Regions from separate parts of the Homo sapiens genome. Here all the other regions are linked to region 2. A link is a contact called in ENCODE Hi-C or POLR2A ChIA-PET data. All regions are on one chromosome and are shown on one strand. Each heading gives the region's core, a stretch centred on a gene start or an enhancer-like site at or near the end of the contact. The rest is flanking DNA. Distances are from core to core; before and after follow the strand shown. Region 1 holds the start of TJAP1 (tight junction associated protein 1). Region 2 holds the start of TBCC (tubulin folding cofactor C). Region 3 holds the start of TAF8 (TATA-box binding protein associated factor 8). Region 4 holds the start of CCND3 (cyclin D3). Region 5 has its middle 25 kb from the start of TAF8. Region 6 holds the start of GTPBP2 (GTP binding protein 2). Region 7 holds the start of USP49 (ubiquitin specific peptidase 49).

Region 1 (2,700 bases), core at 124-2,623, 730 kb before region 2:
CATCACCACACTTGTCCAACTGTAAAGTAGCTCTCAAATATTAGGGGTCTCAAGGATAGGCAGTGCGGTGCTAAACATTCCCAGAGCTTTACATCAGTCCACTTGATCTCTTACCAGAAACTGATCTACATTTTTTCTCTCTAATCCCAACCTGCCTTTCCCTCACCTCTGATACCCCCACCAAAATCCACATCCCCAGAGGAACACTAATGAGCCCTTCTTACCAAAAAAGCAAAAGTAGACACACAGCGAGAATGAATTCAGGAGTCAGTGACAGCAGGTACCTAAATGGTCAGTGAACACGATCAGAATTTGTTTTCTCGTGACTCCCCACCATCTGTCACCCACAAATCTCCACTTCCAGGCAGGACGCCAAAGTGAAGAAGTGATGGGGATATTGAAGCAGAAACAATGAGCATGTAGGAAACTGCTTGTGACAGGGATGTGTTAACATCCTTCGGCCTGGTCTCTAGGCCTCTGTCCAGGTTTACTTGCATAGGTGAAGGCACACAAGGCTTAATTCTACACCAACTCTCAAAAGTCAGCCTGCAATCTACGCCAAACACTAACTTAAGGACCTCAGACAAAGGACAAACTCTATAAAAGTGAGCCCTTTTCAGACCAAATGTTTCTTGGCATCACTCTAAGCCCATGCATCCTCCTCCCAGGGAGCATGCCAGCCAGAAACCTGTCACTGGAAGCCACCTTACCCGCTCTGGGGTTGGACTGGGGCAAGTCGCTATCTCTTCTTCTTTCCAAGTAGGCACTGTAATTTCTTCCAGTCCCTGGGGCACCTGAATCTTCAGCTGAAATTGGGGCAGATGCTGCTAACAGCTGTGGAAAGGCTGATCTAAGCCTAGAAGAGGGTCATTTGACTGGCTTTAGTTCCCTCCTTAGCAGATCTGCCCGGCATCCTCCAGATCTCTCTTCCTCACTATCCCACTCTACTAGAAAGATCCCTTTCCCCTCTGGCCGGCCAGATACAGTCGGGCCTCTATCCCACGCTCCAGGCTTCTTTATTCGCGGCTAAGAAATTTTCCTCCAACTTGTGACTCTGCTTCTCCAGGGCCTGCACAACACCTACTTCTGGCTGCCCCGCCCCCAAATCCCCCTCCCCTAGGGCTGCCACTGGACCCTAGGGCCCCGGTCCGCCCCAGCTCCTTTTTTTCCTCTCCGCCTCGGACCTTACTCCATTCCATCTCCTCTTTTCAACCCTGGAGCCAGTACCCCCTTCGCCCCTACTACAGGCTAGGGCCCCCGCAATCCTCCCCAACTCTGGCTTCCCCGCCCGACTACTCCAACCCCACAACAAACTTTCCGCCGCTGCCAGCTGCGTTCAGGCCGCCATCTTGCCGCGGGGCAGGCCGGGTAGTGGCCAGGGCCGCGGGAATCCCCACGCACTTGGCGTGTCGCGTCATCTGAGGCGGGGCCATGGGGGCGGGGCCTCGGGTTGGGGAGGTGGGACACTAGGTAGGTGATGGTGAAAAATGGGGCTCTCCTGAAAGCAGGGATTGGAGGACTGGCCACAGAAGGAAGGAGGTGTCAGGAGCAGGGCAATAGCGGGAAGCGGGGAAAGAATCCAGTACTGAAAGAAAAAAAAAAAAAAAAAGAATAGGGGAACACATCTCAAAGATACAGTGGGAGAGAGAATCGTGCTACTGGTTCCCCGTCATCCAGAGAATAAAACCAGCTTTTCAGTTTGGCATTCAAAGATCCGCATGATCCAGGCTCTTCCACCTTCATCAGCCTCATTTTTTGCCTCTCCTGGGAACTTCAGGTTCCCAAATTGTCCTTTGTTTTCAGGACATCGGGCCTTAAGATGTCTAATCTCTCTCCTCCTCCTTTGCATCATCAATTCCTCCTATTCCTTCAAACCATCAGCTAAAATGTCACCTCCCCCAGAAAGATTTCCCTTTAGTGCTCCTTTTGCTGGGCATCACTAGCAACTTGTACATAGCTTTACTGTAGCTGTCCCGTGCAGTGTAATTATTTATTTACATGTTATACCACTTTTGCCCTGCTGCTTCTTCAGGGCAAAAACTATGTTTGATTGCATCTTCATACTCCCTAGCAGGTGCTTGGCACACAATAATTGCCTAATGAATAAATGGCATGTTTTCCTCCAATGCATTAAGCATATTTCTGCCTCAGGGTCTCTAAATTTGCTATTCCCCATACCTGGAATGTTCTTCCTCCAAATATTGACTCTCATTTGTGTCTTTGCTCAAGTGTCATCACTTTAGAGAAGCCTTCCTTGGCCACTCAATCTAAATCAGCATCCCTATTCTCCTTTACCCTGCTTTAATGTTTTCATTCATAGTACTTATCATTATCTGACATTATATTAAATATTTATTGTTTATTGATCATCTCCCCACTACAAAGCAAACTCCAGAGGTCTGGGATGTTTTCTTGCTCATCACAGTATCCCCAGTGTCTAAAACAATGCCTGGCATAGTAGGTATTCAATAGATTTTTTTTATTCTGTTTGTTTAATTAATTAATTAATTTTTGAGACAGGGTCTCACTCTGTTGCCCAGGCTGGAGTGTAGTGGTGCGATCTCGGCTCACTGCAACCTCCGCCTCCCGGGTTCAAGTGATTCTCCCACCTCAGTTTCCTGTGTAGCTGGGATTACAGGCGCATGCCAGCTAATTTTTTGTATTTTTAGTAGAGATGGGAGTTCCACCATTCCACCATGT
Region 2 (2,700 bases), core at 158-2,657:
TGAAAATGGGAGATCAGTTTTAACTCAGATTTAATTCAATGGTTCGCGTTTCCTCCCATCTTTCTCTGCATCAAAATGCAGGTAGATCGGTGAAATTTCAAGTTTCTTGGGTCGTTAAATACCCCAATTTAAACGATGGAGGCTGGGAACTGGGGATATAAGGAGGAAACCTAGGGTTGGAAGGGCGGGCAGGGTTAAAGAGGTTCGGGAGCTCCGCAGATCTGAGCGAAGCATGCGAGGCTGCCGCGCCCGGGCAGCGGCTGCGTCTCGGGTTCTCGCCCTGCCCGCTGCCTCGGGTTTTTGCCAGTGACTGCGCCGTCTTGGCTGCCCACCCACACCTCGGGTTGGTCCCGACTTTAGGCTAGGCCATTCACTTCCGGTGACAAATCCCTCCCACCACCCCTAGAAATAATGTACCGCTTCTCCCACCGCTTTCCTAAGACCGACCGCCCCAGAGAGCCACGGAGCCCGGGGCTAGGGTCTCACCCCAGCGCGGCCGGCGACGCCCAGCTGCGGAGGGAGTGGCCGGGACCGAGCTCGGGGAGGGCAGGGAAGAAAGAGGAAGGGGGTGTGGATCTCACCTTCCCCCGCCCCCACCCCTCCGACTGCAGCAATTGGCCAAAAAAATAGTAATCCTTTTATGGACTCCCCCAGGGCCCCTCGAACCAGGTTGCAGTGAGGAACCCAGTCTCTCCCATCGCAGTGCCCCTTGCCTTCTCCTGCCCTAGTAACTGCCTGCGGGGATCCAGGAGCCCCCAGGCCGCGCCGAACTGCAGTGGATAGGGGGGAGGGGGGCGGTAAGGATGAGGGCTACGGGGAGGCAGAAATGGGTTGGGGGAAGGGGTGGTGGAAGGGAAAAGAAAAAACCGGAGGCATGCAAGCGGCTCCCCAGCCAGCTGTTCCAGCTGCTGCTTCCTCCGGCGCGGGCCAGGCGGTGCAATATTCCCCCCCGCTCCATCTTTCTCACCACTACCTGTCCCCCCAACCCACCACACGCACTCATCCCTCCCACCCACACCCCTAGTAGCGGATCTCCGGCCTGTAAGGGGGTAGTAGGGAGGAGCTGGGGGGAGGGGGAGGCCTGCGAGTTTCTAACCTTGTTCTTATAAACAAACCCACATGTGCAGCTGCCGCTGCTGCAACTCACCCCACAATCCCGGATATAAGTCCTGCCCCTTTAAGAGGAAAAAAAAGATTCCCCCGCCTGCCTCCCACCCCACCCATCCACAAGAACCTTTGTCTTCCCACCCCCATAGTCAGTCGGCCCCGCCCCATCTCCCCGCCCCCTCCGACGCAGAGGAACCAATAGGCGAAGAAAATAAGGCCGGGGATCTGACATCATCATGTTAGGCCAATCACCGGACGCGTTGGTGGGAGGCCTCACGGACAGCGCGCCCGGAGGAAGGAAGACAAGAGAGAGGAAGCTTGAAGCCAATATGGAGTCCGTCAGTTGCTCCGCTGCTGCTGTCAGGACCGGAGACATGGAGTCCCAGCGGGACCTGAGCCTGGTGCCTGAGCGGCTTCAGAGACGCGAACAAGAACGGCAGCTGGAAGTTGAAAGGCGGAAACAAAAGCGGCAGAACCAGGAGGTAGAGAAGGAGAACAGCCACTTTTTCGTCGCCACCTTTGTTCGGGAGCGAGCGGCCGTGGAAGAGCTTCTGGAGCGCGCGGAGTCGGTCGAGCGGCTGGAGGAGGCGGCCTCTCGGCTCCAGGGGCTGCAGAAACTAATCAACGACTCAGTTTTTTTCCTAGCCGCTTACGACCTGCGGCAGGGACAAGAGGCGCTGGCGCGGCTGCAGGCGGCCTTGGCCGAGCGGCGCCGGGGGCTGCAGCCCAAGAAGCGTTTCGCTTTCAAGACCCGGGGAAAGGATGCTGCTTCGTCTACCAAAGTAGACGCGGCTCCTGGCATCCCCCCGGCAGTTGAAAGCATACAGGACTCCCCGCTGCCCAAGAAGGCGGAAGGAGACCTCGGCCCCAGCTGGGTCTGCGGTTTCTCCAACCTGGAGTCCCAAGTCTTGGAGAAGAGAGCCAGCGAGTTGCACCAGCGCGACGTTCTTTTGACCGAACTGAGCAACTGCACGGTCAGACTGTATGGAAATCCCAACACCCTGCGGCTAACCAAGGCCCACAGCTGCAAGCTGCTCTGCGGTCCGGTGTCTACCTCTGTTTTCCTGGAGGACTGCAGTGACTGCGTGCTGGCAGTGGCCTGCCAACAGCTCCGCATACACAGTACGAAAGACACCCGCATCTTCCTGCAGGTGACCAGCAGGGCCATCGTGGAGGACTGCAGTGGGATCCAGTTCGCCCCTTACACCTGGAGCTACCCGGAGATCGACAAGGACTTCGAGAGCTCTGGTTTAGATAGGAGCAAAAATAACTGGAACGATGTTGACGATTTTAACTGGCTGGCCCGGGATATGGCCTCCCCAAACTGGAGTATTCTTCCTGAAGAGGAGCGAAATATCCAGTGGGACTAAGCAGTTGTCACTCTGTTCTTCACTCCTACCAAATACTTTCCACGTTGGACTTTCCCCCTTATTGGGTCTCGAAGTTTACTTATTGTCACACTGTGTATGTTTTCAGCATTTTAAGGCTAGAGATTGTAATGGGCTCCTACTTGTAATTTCCATTAAATTCGTAACAGGTATAACACTAAAGCATTTTTGCTATTTTCGTCATGCCTTTGAGACTGAGTCTTAC
Region 3 (2,700 bases), core at 195-2,694, 700 kb after region 2:
TTGTTGTTGTTGGAGATGGAGCCTCACAGGCTGGAGTGCAGTGGTGCGATCTCAGTTCACTGTAACCTCTGCCTCCCAGATTCAAGCGATTCTCCTGCCTCAGTCTCCCGAGTGGCTGGGATTATAGACACCTGCCACCACGCCCAGCTAATTTTTTTGTGTGTTTTTTAGTAGAGACGGGGTTTCGCCACGTTGGCCAGGCTGGTCTTGAACTCCTGACTTCAGGTGATCCACCCGCCTCAGCCTCCTAAAGTACTGGGATTACAGGCGTGAGCCACCACGCTCGGCCCATTGTGCTGTTTTCTTTTCTCAACTTTTTACATTAAAAAAAATTTTTTTTCTCCCCTCTTAAGAAAAAAGTTTGTTTCTTAAATCCTCTCAAACACTATCACAAAGCAGGGCACAGAACTGATGTTGGGGTTGACTCCAAGGCCAAGTGTTTCCATGTACTCACAGCTCTGCAGCATCTCTGTCAGCGTTTCCACGGATGCTTTCTCGGCACTCTCAAACCCTGCCTCTGTCAGCAAGGAGCTCACAACCACCTGCAGGGTTCTCCTCCGGGCCAGATGATAGTTATCGGCAGGGTTAGTGGACTGTTTACTTCCCGATCTCTGTGAATCAGCAGAGAGATTTTCATCCACAGGAGAAGGATGCAATCACATAGTTCATACGTGGTCAACGGCAAGCAAAGTTATTTTACTAAATAATTTTATTTTAAAAATCAGTGCTTAATGTTTAGATTTACAGATCTTGGCCAACTGAGTAAAAATTGAGCACCCAAGGTGCTTTAAATACAGAGACCACTTCTCCGCTTACCTAAAACGTACAGTCCCAATGAGATAAAATAGCAGGTCTTTTACTTTCTACTTTAGCAGATTATTAGAATACATAGCTGAAGAAACACGCATGATGGGATTAAGACGTGTCCCGCAGAAAAAACAGGATCCCTCTCTTGTGCCTCCCATCTTCACACCATTTCATTGAAAGGGAAAATGAAAACAGTAACAAGAGGTGACCGCGAGGAGAGGAGGGCAAAAGATAAAAGCACAAAAAAGTAAGAAAGCTAAATATTTTGAAACGGGAATGCCTTTCAACTTTGGCCGGCCAATAAGAAGGCGAAAACGGCATCTTCAGACCAATCGGGGGTGTTCCGGGCTCCCAACCCCCAACAGCGAACGAGCCAATCAAGACACAGGTCCGCCAACTCCGGAGGCCGCAGCCAAGTCCCAAGGAGGGGGCGCCTACGGCCTGAAAACACCCTCCGCCAGTCGGAGCTCATGATGGGGCTGAATTTCTGGGCATTATCTTGTTGCTCAGTCGAGGGGAAAGTTGCAGGATACCCAAACTCTCTCGGCTCCGAGCCCGCGCTTCCTGCCCTTACCGTTCCGGAGCCACCGGCCCCAGCTGTGGCCGCCGCGTCGGCCATCTTGTTCTGGCGTAGTGTGCGCGAGCGCGGGGCGCGATGGGACTTGTAGTCGCGGGGCGGGGCGGGGCGGGGCGGCGTGCGCCCCTTGGTTTTCCGAAGCCCAGTCGGTTGGGGGACGCCTCCGGTGACCCCGGCTCACGTGACTTTTTTTTTTTTTTTTTGGATACAGAGTCTTGCTCCGTTTCACAGGCTAGAGTGCAATGGCGCGATCTCGGTTCACTGCAACCTCCACCTCCCAGGCTCAAGCGATCCTCCCGCCTCAGCCTCCGGAGTAGCTGGGATTACAGGCGGGCACCACCACGCCCCGCTAGTTTTTGTATTTTTAGTAGAGACCGAGTTTCGCCATGTTGGCCAGGCTGGTCTCGAACACCTAAGCTCAAGCAGTCCGCGGCCTCGGCCTCACAAGGTGCTGGGATTACAGGCGTGAGCTACCGCGCCAGCCTCACGTGACCTTTTGAGAGTGAAGTGTTCTGGGGCCTTCAGTGGCTTGGTTGTGGGCCAGGAAAACGCGCCCGGTTTCACTGAGTTAAAAGAAACCTATTTTAATATGAAAATCGGTTCTTATAAAGAGCATACCAGGAGATCATCTACACTCGCAGGGTTTTCCAAACTTGTCTTATTATTAGTAACACCTGGCTGGGCCCAGCCCAATCCCAGTGACTTCACTCTCTGGAAGAGGGGCTTGGGAATCTTTCTCATTAAGGAGCTCCCCAGATGATTCTTCTGAGCGAGTAATGTTGGGAAACCCTGGAGCATCCAGCCTGGTGATTTTGTGCTGAGGGCCGCCCCGCCTGTCAATGGCCCACTTGGAAGTAGAGCCTGGACCACCTAGTCCAAGTCTATCGCTGCATCCTGCTGCCTTCGCGCCCTCGACCCGCAAGTATTTGCGAGGCAAGTCTAGGGGGCGGGAGACTTGTCCCTTGCCGCCTCACTCCCAGGGCGTGGGGTGCCCGCGGCTACCAGTGGTTTTCTCCCTAGCCTGTCAGCCCCTCTAGCTGCGCCGTGTTCGTCCCCATTTGCAGGTGCCTGGCAGGACGCAGATTCTGGGCTTGGATCCTAACACTAGCCAGCTATGGTACTTCGGGCACTTGACCTTAATCCTCAGTGTGTCTCAGTTTCCTCTTCTGTAAAGCTGGGGGAAAGATGAGATGATACACAGAAAGAGTCTGTCACAGTGCCTGACGTGTAGTAAGAGTCAAGAAATCGGCCGGGCGCGGTGGCTCTCGCCTGTAATCCCAGCACTTTGAGAGGCCGAGGCGGGTGGATCACCTCAG
Region 4 (2,700 bases), core at 126-2,625, 800 kb after region 2:
TAATATAAGAAAGAATAATTCGGCCGGGAACGGTGGCTCACGCCTGTAATCCCAGCACTTTTGGAGGCCGAGACCGGCGGATCACGAGGTCAGGGGTTCAAGACTAGCCTGGCCAACATAGTGAAACCCCATCTCTACGAAAAATACAAAAATTAGTCAGGCATGGTGGTGCGTGCCTGTAGTCCCAGCTACTCGGGAATTGCTTGAACCCGGGAGGTGGAGGTTGCAGTGAGCCCAGATCGCACCACTGCACTCCAGCTTGAGCAACAGAGTGAGACTTCGTCTCAAAAAAAAAAAAAAAAAAAAAAAAGAATAATTAACAGAAAATGGTTAGACACTTCCTTAGTGTCTCCTAAGTCAGGAGGACCCCAGTAGGGCAGGGATCCTCATGGCCTCCTCCCATTTGGAGCATTATTGGAGGTCTTTTTCGGCCTCTTCGTCAAGTGGAATCTAGCTTCCGGTAAAACTACAAAGTAACCAAAAGTTTGGGAGGTGGAAGAAATGCAACCGGTAGATCTCACAGAGTCTGTGCAAGAAACTGATTCAATGAGAATCTAGTTTCTCCGTCCACAGTTTCTCCAAACAGAAACTAAGGCCGACTTTAGGGGCTTGTCCAAACCTAGGCAAGCAACTTAACAAGGTGAGGCCATGACTCCATGGCCTTTCCGTTCTGTTATATGCTGACTTAGACTAAAGCTCTCATACTTTAAAGTGCACAGAAATCTAGTTAAAATGCAGATTCTGATTCAGGTTAGGGGTGGGCCTGAGAGTCTGCATTTCTAACCAGCTCCCAGGCGATGACCACGCACGGGACAGGTCTGGGATCACAGTTTAACTAGCAATGGTGTAGAACACAGAATCTGCAGCAAGAAGGCCAGCTTCCCAATCCTAGCTCTGCCACGGACCAACTGAATGACAGTTGCCTCGGTTTCCGAGTTTTCGTGAAGATGTAGTGAGTCATTACATCGTGAGGCTTTCGAGCAGCGTTCACTAAGAACTAGCTCTGACATTATTTATCGCATTCCTTAGAGCAAGCAGCCGGTGAAGTAGGGTTTGACGAATGAATAAGTGAATGAATGACCTTTGGAGAAAAATTGTTTCCTGGGTGACTAGAGTCCGAGAAGCAAAATGGGAGGGCCCGTGGGTGGGTAGGAGGCCCACCTCCTAGAAAGTTCTCTGCACCCGGTGGTCCAGAGGGCCTGGAGTGCCCGGAAGCCGGCCGGCTTGCGCTCAGCGGCCCAATGGGGCCGCGGGAGGGAGGGGAGAGCGCTCAGCCAACCCTTTCCGTCCGGGGCGCCGCAGCCCCGCCCCTCGGAGCGTTGCGACGTCCGAGCATTCCACGGTTGCTACATCGTCGCGAGGGGCGGGGCGCCTGTCAGGGAAGCGGCGCGCGCGCGCGGGCGGCGGGCGGGCTGGGGATCCGCCGCGCAGTGCCAGCGCCAGCGCCAGACCCGCGCCCCGCGCTCTCCGGCCCGTCGCCTGCCTTGGGACTCGCGAGCCCGCACTCCCGCCCTGCCTGTTCGCTGCCCGAGTATGGAGCTGCTGTGTTGCGAAGGCACCCGGCACGCGCCCCGGGCCGGGCCGGACCCGCGGCTGCTGGGGGACCAGCGTGTCCTGCAGAGCCTGCTCCGCCTGGAGGAGCGCTACGTACCCCGCGCCTCCTACTTCCAGTGCGTGCAGCGGGAGATCAAGCCGCACATGCGGAAGATGCTGGCTTACTGGATGCTGGAGGTACCGCCCGGACGCGTCCCCCTCCCCCACCGCTCCCGGGTCTGGACACACCGGGGCCGCCCTGTCGGGACATCCCGGTCCCCACAGCAATCTGCAGGATGCTCCGAGGCTAAGACTCCCGGGGCCTGGCCTTTCACTAGGGCACCCACGCCAGCTGCCTCCCTTGCTTTCCCGAGCCCTAATCGGCTCCTCCCGACAGTGACTGCCAGTCACTTGGCACCCTAACTGTGCCTCTCTTCGGGCCGAGCAAACGGGACCAAGGACACTCTCTCCCCTTCGGCTTCTCACAGCGTCTCCCGCTTCCCTCCGCCTCCCGGCCTTCTCCGGAGAGCGCGCCTGGAAAACCCTGGGCTCGGCCGCCCCCGCCCGGGAGCCGGTTCCTGTGTCTTTCGCGGGGTTCTGGCGGGGAAGGCGATGGGGGTGGCGCGCGCCCTGTTCCGGCCGACAGGGAAATGAAAAGTGCAGGAGGCAGCGGCAGGAGCCTCCTCCCTTCCCCTCGGGTGTGTGCAGTGGTGGCGGTGATGGGGGTGAGGTCCCAGCTCTCTGGCTACCATGGGTGACCCTTGCGTCCCACTTCCCCTCGCTGTGGGGGAGGGGAGTCTCCGTTTGGAATCCTCCGTGAGCAAGGGCTCCTTGGCTTTACCACTCCCCCGTCAAGGGGAGAGGGGAGGAGGCCGCGCAGAGGAAGTGGGGGGCGTCACCTTGGGGAGGGCGCATCCTCCTCCTTTATTGGTCCTTGTCTCTCTAAGTAGCTTACCCTCTCTGCCGTTTTTGCTCCCTATCCCACCTCACTTCAGCGCTCCCACCCCCCCGCTGCTGTGTTCCCCACGCTCCAGACCCAGCAGTGACTGTGCGCCCTCCCCCAGGTATGTGAGGAGCAGCGCTGTGAGGAGGAAGTCTTCCCCCTGGCCATGAACTACCTGGATCGCTACCTGTCTTGCGTCCCCACCCGAAAGGCGCAGTTGCAGC
Region 5 (2,722 bases), core at 133-2,632, 720 kb after region 2:
AGCAAAATGGAAATTTCTCCCATACAGATCCGGGTGGGTGATCTGACCCCTTGGTGGTGTTGAGGGCCCAAGCCCCTCCTGTGCCCTTGCGTGTGGGAGATGGCATCCCACCATGGCTGCTGGGTCCGTCAGCCAGCCAGTGGGGAGGGAGGAAAGTGACGAGAAAGAAAAGGCACTGCCCTTCCTTTTCAGAGCATGACCTCAAAGTTGCCAGATGACATCCCTTTGGTCACCAGCTGATCACATGCCACACTTAGCTGACAGGGAGTTTGGGGAACATACATAGTGGAGCTTCTAGTACCAAAGGTACAAGAAGGGAAAGTGGATTTTAGGGGACAGTTGGCAATCTTTGCCATGAGATCTAGATGAGAAGGGTATGGGGAGCCTGTGTCATGTGGGTGAGGATGGCTTTCCTATGGGGACCTGCTGGGAGAAAAATGTTCCCAGCTGGACTTCTTTTTGTGAGGGGCCTAGAGCAGAGGGACCAGAACCCCCTTGGCTAATGCCCTCACGCTGGACTCCCTCCCCTCTGGTCAAAGGTGGAGGGTCTGATTCTCCTTCGCCTTGACCAGAGGCCCCTTGGAGGTCATCATGGAGCCCTTCTTCCAGGAGCACCCTGTAGGATCAGGGTGAGGTTCATTGAGGAGCACCATATTTTCCCCTTGGCAGGGGGGCGGCGGGGGGAGAGGGTCTGTGCTGTTCTCTGATGAGGTAGAGGAGGGTCATGTCTCCATCCCTTAGAGAGGTCGTTGAGAAGGTCAAATGTAATGTGAGCAGGGTCGAGGCAGGGAGGTCAAGGTTTGTCAAAAATAGGGGAAAAAGAGGTTTATTTTCAAACGAGACCTAACAATTGACAGATAGCTTATCCCTTTGATCACCAGTTGGTCACAGGTCACATTTAGCTGACAGGGAGTTTGGGGAACATACGTAGTAGAGCTCTTCTCTGGAGGTGGGAATCTCCATGTGGCTAGAGGCTGACAGGCAGCCTTGTGGGTCCAGTGCTGACTCATTCATTCACTCACTCATTAATTCACTCATCCGCTCAGTGTCTGTTTATTAAGTGCTTACCATGGATACACCGGGTACCATGTTCCGTGTGTGTGAAAAAGGAAAGAACAAGATGGGCACAGTCCCTTACCTCTGTAGCTTATAAGCCTTGTTTTCCCTGGTTCCCTTTCTGCCTCCCTGGGGAGGAGAGACCAGGCCATCACAGCTCTGAGAGAGCCACCCTTGTGACTCAGAGCCCAAAAGGCCCTAAGGGAGCCCATGAATGCATCTGATAGGCCCTCACCTCTGAGCCCGCCATCGTGGGGCGGCCGGGGTGCAGGATGGGCCAGAGTGCCGGAGGGGAGGGCAGTGGAGCATTGGAGGTGCGGTTTCACTTCCCTCTCACACCAGGCGTGGAATCTGATTTTTCTCAGTTTGGTGAGGTGTGTGACTTCTTCTGTGAGCTGAGGGGAGATGTCTTCACTCACCCCTCCTCCAACTCTAGCTGTCCCTCCAGTGTTCCAGGTTGGATGGGATCTCTCCTTCCCATTCTTCCCATTACCCGTGGCCCTAGTTCACCAACTGCACCTCTTTGCTCCAGGAAAGAAGGTGGCGTGGCAATTGGAAATCTCTGTGGAGACACTTCCTCTGTGAGGCCTTGGTCTCTCAGACTTCTCCCTGGGGCTTGGCTTCCTGGGCCCCTCTTGGCCTTGCTGGAAGAGAGGTCCCCCTGCCCTGGCCTGCTCGGAGAGCTGTCAGGCTCCCTGTTTCCTCTCACAGTTAGATCCCAGACCTTCTGTCTGCCTGCGTGCATGGGTCACTCTCACTTTATTCCCCAAGGCATGGCCTCATGCAGGCCCTGCTTTCCTCCCTGGATTTCTTTTTTATTTTATTTTATTTGACTTTATTTTTTGAGATGGAGTCTCACTTTGTCACCCAAGCTGGAGTGCAGTGGCATGATCTCGTCTCACTGCAACCTCCACCTCCTGGGTTCGAGCGATTCTCCTGCCTCAGCCTCCCACGTAGCTAGGATTACAGGTGTGCACCACCACACTGGGCTAATTTTGTATTTTTAGGAGAGACGGGGTTTCTCTCTATTAGTCAGGCTGGTCTCGAACTCCTGACCTCAGGTGATCTGCCCTCCTCAGCCTCCCAAAGTGCTGGGATTACAGGCATGAGCCACTGCGCCCGGCCCCTTAATTTTGTATTTTTAGTAGAGACAGGGTTTCACCATGTTGGCCAGGCTGGTGTCAAACTCCTACCCTCAGGTGATTCACCTGTCTCAGCCTCCCAAAATGGTGGAATTACAAGCGTGAGCCACCATGCCTGCCCTGCTTGCCTGGACTTCTGAGTGGCCCCAGCCTCGCAATGTCACTTCATGCTTTCCTGCTACTGAACAGTGCCAGTGGCATGGCTAAGGAGAGGGACCCTCCTCATCACTGAGGGTGGACTGAGATCCTCACAAGATGCAGGTTCTCCTTCCATGTCACTGGAGGCGCATAAACCCCTCTGCCTCTTCCACACACCAGCTGTGTTATCAGGGTGAATTATTATTATTTTTTTTTTTTGAGACTGAGTCTTGCTCTGTCACCCAGGCTGCAATGCAGTGGCGTGATCTCCGCTCACTACAAGCTCCGCCTCCTGGGTTCATGCCATTCTCCTGCCTTAGCCTCCCAAGTAGCTGAGACTACAGGTGCCCGCCAACATGCCTGGCTAATTTTTTGTATATTTAGTA
Region 6 (2,765 bases), core at 234-2,733, 880 kb before region 2:
TTTTTAGTTGGAGTCTCGCTCTGTTGCCCAGGCTGGAGTGCAATGGCGTGATCTCGGGTCACTGCAACCTCCGCCTCCCGGGTTCAAGCGATTCTCCTGCCTCAGCCTCGCGAGCAGCCGGGATTACAGGCATGCGCCACCACGCCCAGCTAATTTTTGTATTTTTAGTAGAGACGGGGTTTCGCTGTGTTGGCCAGGCTGGTCTCGAACACCTGACTTCAGGTGATCCGCACACTCCTTGGCCTCCCAAAGTGCTGTGATTTACAGGCGTGAGGCACCGCACCCGGCTGAGTTGTTTAATTTCTTGACCGTGTATGAGCACCTCGCAGTTCGAGAAGAGGGGAGAAGTGGACACACTGTGAGTGGTCTGAGTCATGAGACAGCCATGCGGCTGTGAATTGAGCCCTAGCGTCCTGACTCGCAGCTCAGCAACATAACTGCTTTTCCACCCTGCCTTTCTGTGTTCTGTGCACTGGCTTATGTCGCTGAATGTATGTACTCTGTAGAGTGCAACAGCACTAAAGAGCTGGAGATTGCTTCACAAGAGAGTCAAAAGCCAAAAATCCCCTGTGGCCCTAGGCCAAGTTTCTATTCCCGGCCACTGCCCCGCCCTCGTGGTGGTTGGTGTAACCCGAGCCCTAGCCCCGCCCGAAGTAGGGGCCAGGCCCCTCCTACAGTCTTGGCCGTTTAAAACCAAACTCAGTTCTTCCCGATTGGTTCTGCTTCAAAACAAAGGGGAGGAGGAATACTCGCTTTGGGTATGCTTGCAGCCTTCGGGGAGGAAGCTGGTTTACGGGTTCGGGTCTCGTGTCGGGGCCACCGCGGTGCCTCCGGTTATTAAAACCAGCCCCTGGACGGTGCCAGCCTGGTAATAAAGCAGTGACTACTATGTAAAGGTAGCATAATCATCCCAACAATAACAGCCGTAATTTGGCTAATCACCATCCGCCTCCGCCCTGGCGTTCGCCCTGACTCACCCCAGCGGCACGCGGGCCATAGGGGAAGAAACTGAGGCAGAGGCGGAGCCAGCAGGCTGGCGGCACCAGTAGCCTCAGTTCTGCAGCTCTCGAGGTCCAAAACCTGTTGTCTAGGATCCGCGCTAAAGGGCCAAATCCCGGAGCGCCCACAAAGCTCGATTCTGATGTAAGCTCTTCTACGCTGGTGTCCTCGCGTCCCCACCCCAGGCCTCGAGGCTCTAAATTCCCCCCAAGTCCTAGAAAAAGAACATAGCGCGAGGACTGGAAGTCAGACTACAGCTCCCTTAAGCCTTTGCGCGCCAAGGCGCGCTCCTTCCCCACGCCTCCGACGACTCCCGCGGCCACTTGCGCCGCGATGCCTCCTGGGAGTTGTAGGGCGGCGACGTGTCATTTAAGTGAATTCCCAGGCCTGGGGACTCTATATCCCGTGGTGCCCCGCGGCTGTTTCTGACGCGACCCGGAGGCCAGGGAGGTGGGGGGCGTAGCTTGTGCAGAGCCCCACCCCACTCTGCTCAGGCCGGCCGGACACGGCAGTGGCAGTAAGGGCGGCGGCGACGGCGGCGGCGGTCGGGGGAGGGGCCGGGCGGGGGGCTGGCGGCAGCGGCGGATGGACTCGCGGGTATCGGAGCTGTTCGGCGGCTGCTGCCGGCCCGGAGGGGGCCCGGCCGTGGGCGGAACCCTCAAGGCTAGGGGGGCCGGCAGCAGCAGCGGCTGCGGGGGGCCAAAGGGAAAGAAGAAGAACGGAAGGAACAGAGGGGGCAAAGCCAACAACCCCCCGTATTTGCCCCCCGAGGTGAGCACCTGAGAAGTGGTAGGGCGGGAAGAAGCCACTCTTTCCGGCCCAGGACTCTAGGGAGGCGGGACCCAGATAATTAATCTCCCCTTCCGGTGTCGAGACCCCAGGGAGGAGGGGCACGGGAGGAGAACACCTCTTTCAGGTCCCGGGACCCCAGGGAGGAAGGGCAGAGACTGGACTCTCAGGTGACAGGACCTCAGGGAGGAAGAGTGGAGAGGGAGGACTCCCCCTTCTGATCTAGATTACCCCAGGAGAGAAGTAGAGAAAGGGGATCCCAGGAAGAGCACCCCGACCAACTGCGTGTGCCGCCATAGGGCAAGAGAGACTGCATCCTGGGACGAGAGGCAGACAGTAACCACCACTTCTTCTAAACTTGTTCCACAGGGAGAAGGGGAGTACCCGGGAAAAGAGCAATATGTTCCACACGGACACACACACAGTACTCGGGAAAAGAGCAGTATGTTCACTACACACACACACACACACACACACACACACACACAGCCTAAGCCAGTGGTTATCAAACTTTGGCATGTATCGAATCACCCGGATTGCTGGCCCCCAACGCCTGGCCAATTTTATTTTTTTATTATTTATTTATTTATTTTTTTTGAGACGGAGTCTCTGTTACCCAGGCTGGAGTGCTGTAGGGCTATCTCAGCTCACTGCAACCTCGGCCTCCCGGGTTCTCAAGCGATTCTTCTGCTGCAGCCTCCCGAGTAGCTGGCATTACAGGTGCCCGCCACCACGCCCAGATAATTTTTGTATTTTTAGTAGAGATGGGGTTTCACCATGTTGGCCAGGCTGGTCTCAAACTCCTGACCTCAGGTGATCCACCCGCCTCGGCCTCCCAAAGTGCTGGGATTGCAGGCGTGAGCCTCCGTGCCCAGCCTAGAATTTCTGATTCTTTCTTACTAGTGAGGATGGGCCTGAGAATTTGCATTTCTTATAAGTTCCCGTGTGATACTAATGCTGCTGGTCCCAGGACCTCA
Region 7 (2,700 bases), core at 44-2,543, 850 kb after region 2:
TAAGGGAATAAGACATATAATTAGAGTTATAATGTTAAGAATTCCTTAAAAAGAATTATGTTAACTGTGATGGACGACAAAGGGAGAGCTAAATTCTGAATCTAACTCTGAGGCCTTGAACCTCATGATAAATCCCGACCAAACCAAATTGAAACACTCCACTTCCTCTCCTTCTATCAAACCTCTTTTAAAAGTGCAAGTTGTTAATAAATTGCCTACACAGCGCTTGGTCCAGGCATTGTAGTTTCCCCCTTCCTATTGTGTGTGGTGTTCTTTTTTTTTTTTTTGTGCTTACCTAGTTCTCCTGTTTACAGGTGTGTAACTTGAGCCACTACTATAGCTAATGTCTGTTTCTTTTACTTGTCCTTATATTTAAATGTAAGTCTTTATCTGCCTTAGCTATGTGTTGGGTGTTGAAATTGTTGATCTTATTTTGGGAGACTCCCATCCCCTCCCCCCACTACCACCCCGCAAGTAGTTTCAAGACAGTGCACCTAGGAGACTGCTTAACCTAAGCCTTTTGTAGCTTAGGTGCTGTTCTGTTTCCCAATGGACCACTACCAAGTCAGTCTGGTTTATTTCCCAAGCCTTACAATCTGCTGAACTTCTTCAGTTCCGGCAGCGATCCTCTAACTTGTGGGGGATTTCCATAAAACAGCTGAATCTCTCTTGGGTCATCTGTGGCAAAAGCCAGACACGTGCTCACCCGCCTGGGAGCCAATAGTAACTTTTGCAAACGCTGCCTCCGGAAACCCCACGGTTTGAGGGCTGCTGCTTTAGGAACAACACAGAAATAACGTCTTTTAACAGAATAAAACAAAACATACGGACGGGATAGTGAGAAAGCCTTTGTCCTTCGCAGTGGGGAGAGGTGTTAAAGGTGAACCGAAAAGAGTATGGGAAACTCATGTAAAATACCTTTACAGTTCCCCGGGAAGAAGGGGGCGGAGATGGGCTCGGGAGCGTCTCTGGCCCTTTAAGGAGGAGGGACAGACATAAGAGTCTGTACCTTTAAGAGTCTCTTTGTCTGGAAACCTTCTTATTTACCCTCCTGTGCTTCAACCAAACTTCGACCAGCTATTCACAACGTCCCCCTACGCCGCCGCCCCTTACGCCAGGCTCAAAGCGGCCGCGCGTTTGTGGCTGACCCTAAACTTTGCGCCTGCGGCGCGAACCCTCGGAACGGGTGCCGGTGCCGGGGTCGCGGCCCAGCGCTGCGCCGTTGGCGCAATGCAGGGCCTGAGGGGCGGGGCTCCAGCGGGCGGGCCAATAGACGGGCAGGGGGCGGGGCCGTGTTCGGTTGTCTCGCGCCCTGGTGACAGCTCGCGCGTGCTGATGATGGCGGTAAATAGAGGGGGCCGGGGGAGGGGACGGAGGAGGTGGGGAGGCAGCAAAGTGGGTAGCTCCAGGGGGTAGGGGGAACGGGGGCCGGGGAGGCCGCGACGGCCAGGGAGCCCATTCTAAGACTCGGAGGCGGGGATAGGAGTCTCCGGCTCACTAGCCCTCCCCTTTAAAGAAGCAAAATCCTCACACACCGGGTGAGGGGCGACAAAGGCAGCGCGCGCCTCGCGGGCGGGAGGAGCGGCGGCAGGGGGCGGGACCGCGGCGCCGGCGGGCTGGGGGCGCCCGGGGCGGGGGCGGCGGGAGGCGAGAGCCGGGAGTCGGGGCGCGCGGGCGCCTTATTTTGGCGGGGTGGGCGACGGCTGGGTTGGGGCAAAAGCGTTGAAGGGAGAGGGAAAGGAAGGCTTGGAGGCGATGAGGGGAACCGGGTTGAGAATGAGATGAGGAGGATTAAGGGGAGAAAGGGTTAGAAGCCAGGGAGAGGAGGAGTGAGAAAAAGCCAGCCAAGGAGATAGGAAGGAGGCAAAAGCCAGGGTGGGCGTTAAGGAAGCCGGGCAGGGAATGAGGTTAGGGCTGGGGAAAGGGATCCTGGGGTTAGGTGTAAGAGCAGGGGTTTGAAGGGGAAATCTTCGTAGCGGGTGGTGTTGGGGTGAGGGGTACCGGGGTAAGTGTTGGAAGTGGAAGACAAGGAGGGGCAGAGCTGGGGTAATAGTTGGGAGTAGGAAAGAGAGAGTGATTAAGAGCCAGACGTGACGAGGGTGTGAACTAGTGCGGAGCGAGATGAGCTGAAGGACTGGGACCAACGGTGTGGTGGGAACTGCTGGCGAGGTTCTGAGAAAGGAATGGGTTAGTGGGTGGGCGATGGATGTAAATTCTGTAAAGTGAGGGAGGGCAAATGAGACCTGGACTGGAACCAGGTGGAGTCAGGAATAAGAGTGTGGTGGAAGGGCGAAAGGAAACAGATAAGAGATGGGTGTCTGTAGGACGATTCTGGGACCAGAAGAGCTGAAAGGAGACTAGAGTTAGGGTGTAAGAAGTGATGGCCATCTGGGACAAGGATAACTGGGTAATTACGTTAATTGAAGAGGTTCAGCAAGATCCAAGGTGAAAACAGTGAGGTAAAGAGACAGGGCTAAAAGCAAATGGTGAGAGGAGCAGGAAGAGATGGGCCCCAGAATTTAAAGGATGAGATGGGGAGTAAGGGAAGAGAGGGGGCTAAGAGAAGCTGGGGGAGTCCTGATGGATGTAGAACTGGGGTAGACTGCAGGGGGGTGGGAATCGAATGTGCGTGTTATGGGGAGTTGCTCCAGAAGGTCTGCAAGGGTCAGGGCAGAAATGCTGTAGTGAAAGATCAAGTGT

The links. A loop is a pair of places that touch in the nucleus more often than their neighbours do. ChIA-PET counts read pairs that join two places held with the same protein, here RNA polymerase II (POLR2A). Pooled maps may share reads with other maps.
Region 1: a pooled map shows a loop between it and region 2 (19-fold over the local background). The contact joins the promoter of TJAP1 here to the promoter of TBCC in region 2. A Hi-C loop is called at or near these places in 8 of 50 pooled maps. POLR2A ChIA-PET finds 5 or more read pairs at or near these places in 3 of 52 experiments (B cell, activated naive CD8-positive, alpha-beta T cell and naive thymus-derived CD8-positive, alpha-beta T cell).
Region 3: a loop to region 2 is called in a map of naive thymus-derived CD4-positive, alpha-beta T cell, with 7 times the contacts of the local background. The contact joins the promoter of TAF8 here to the promoter of TBCC in region 2. A Hi-C loop is called at or near these places in 1 of 168 maps with a recorded cell type or tissue (naive thymus-derived CD4-positive, alpha-beta T cell), 2 of 37 single-sample maps with no recorded cell type and 12 of 50 pooled maps. POLR2A ChIA-PET finds 5 or more read pairs at or near these places in 6 of 52 experiments (CD4-positive, alpha-beta T cell, HEK293, MCF 10A and 2 more).
Region 4: a pooled map shows a loop between it and region 2 (10-fold over the local background). The contact joins the promoter of CCND3 here to the promoter of TBCC in region 2. A Hi-C loop is called at or near these places in 1 of 37 single-sample maps with no recorded cell type and 8 of 50 pooled maps. POLR2A ChIA-PET finds 5 or more read pairs at or near these places in 3 of 52 experiments (GM12878, T-cell and activated CD4-positive, alpha-beta T cell).
Region 5: a map of OCI-LY7 shows a loop between it and region 2 (4-fold over the local background). The contact joins the enhancer-like site here to the promoter of TBCC in region 2. A Hi-C loop is called at or near these places in 1 of 168 maps with a recorded cell type or tissue (OCI-LY7) and 3 of 50 pooled maps. POLR2A ChIA-PET finds 5 or more read pairs at or near these places in 2 of 52 experiments (MCF 10A and OCI-LY7).
Region 6: a loop to region 2 is called in a map of naive thymus-derived CD4-positive, alpha-beta T cell, with 38 times the contacts of the local background. The contact joins the promoter of GTPBP2 here to the promoter of TBCC in region 2. A Hi-C loop is called at or near these places in 1 of 168 maps with a recorded cell type or tissue (naive thymus-derived CD4-positive, alpha-beta T cell), 1 of 37 single-sample maps with no recorded cell type and 12 of 50 pooled maps. POLR2A ChIA-PET finds 5 or more read pairs at or near these places in 5 of 52 experiments (BJ, H1, HCT116 and 2 more).
Region 7: a loop to region 2 is called in a map of naive thymus-derived CD4-positive, alpha-beta T cell, with 7 times the contacts of the local background. The contact joins the promoter of USP49 here to the promoter of TBCC in region 2. A Hi-C loop is called at or near these places in 1 of 168 maps with a recorded cell type or tissue (naive thymus-derived CD4-positive, alpha-beta T cell), 1 of 37 single-sample maps with no recorded cell type and 9 of 50 pooled maps. POLR2A ChIA-PET finds 5 or more read pairs at or near these places in 2 of 52 experiments (B cell and activated naive CD8-positive, alpha-beta T cell).

What each region holds. Positions count from the first base shown.
Region 1 is chr6:43,476,243-43,478,942 of GRCh38, reverse strand. It overlaps TJAP1 (tight junction associated protein 1), which reads right to left and starts at 1,373. Exons shown (of 11, transcript NM_001350562.2): 1 at 1,315-1,373; 2 at 711-856. RefSeq lists an enhancer at 230-1,023.
Region 2 is chr6:42,744,810-42,747,509 of GRCh38, reverse strand. TBCC (tubulin folding cofactor C) reads left to right here and starts at 1,407. Exons shown (of 1, transcript NM_003192.3): 1 at 1,407-2,700. The coding sequence starts at 1,437. The coding sequence ends at 2,477. It also overlaps a transcript of BICRAL not described here. RefSeq lists a silencer at 349-408 and enhancers at 351-1,314, 1,379-1,588, 1,619-1,698, 1,759-1,918.
Region 3 is chr6:42,049,268-42,051,967 of GRCh38, reverse strand. It overlaps TAF8 (TATA-box binding protein associated factor 8), which reads right to left and starts at 1,444. Exons shown (of 9, transcript NM_138572.3): 1 at 1,382-1,444; 2 at 455-611. The coding sequence starts at 1,426. It also overlaps a transcript of CCND3 not described here. RefSeq lists enhancers at 718-1,269, 939-1,488, 1,270-1,821.
Region 4 is chr6:41,940,483-41,943,182 of GRCh38, reverse strand. CCND3 (cyclin D3) reads left to right here and starts at 1,375. Exons shown (of 5, transcript NM_001760.5): 1 at 1,375-1,731; 2 at 2,598-2,700. The coding sequence starts at 1,534. RefSeq lists a silencer at 1,227-1,676 and enhancers at 1,193-2,144, 2,187-2,316.
Region 5 is chr6:42,024,236-42,026,957 of GRCh38, reverse strand. It overlaps a transcript of CCND3 not described here. Among named protein-coding and RNA genes, the nearest start is that of TAF8, 25 kb to the left of the region's middle. Within about 2 kb of position 1,382, at least 8 of the 41 ENCODE cell types and tissues checked have a DNase peak (open chromatin) inside an H3K27ac peak, as active enhancers do; they include OCI-LY7, where a contact is called at or near this core.
Region 6 is chr6:43,627,982-43,630,746 of GRCh38, reverse strand. GTPBP2 (GTP binding protein 2) reads left to right here and starts at 1,483. Exons shown (of 12, transcript NM_019096.5): 1 at 1,483-1,770. The coding sequence starts at 1,585. It also overlaps a transcript of MAD2L1BP not described here. RefSeq lists enhancers at 454-673, 1,294-1,473 and silencers at 1,534-1,673, 1,694-1,773.
Region 7 is chr6:41,893,968-41,896,667 of GRCh38, reverse strand. USP49 (ubiquitin specific peptidase 49) reads left to right here and starts at 1,293. Exons shown (of 8, transcript NM_001286554.2): 1 at 1,293-1,344. RefSeq lists enhancers at 896-1,085, 2,020-2,534 and silencers at 1,135-1,427, 1,216-1,455.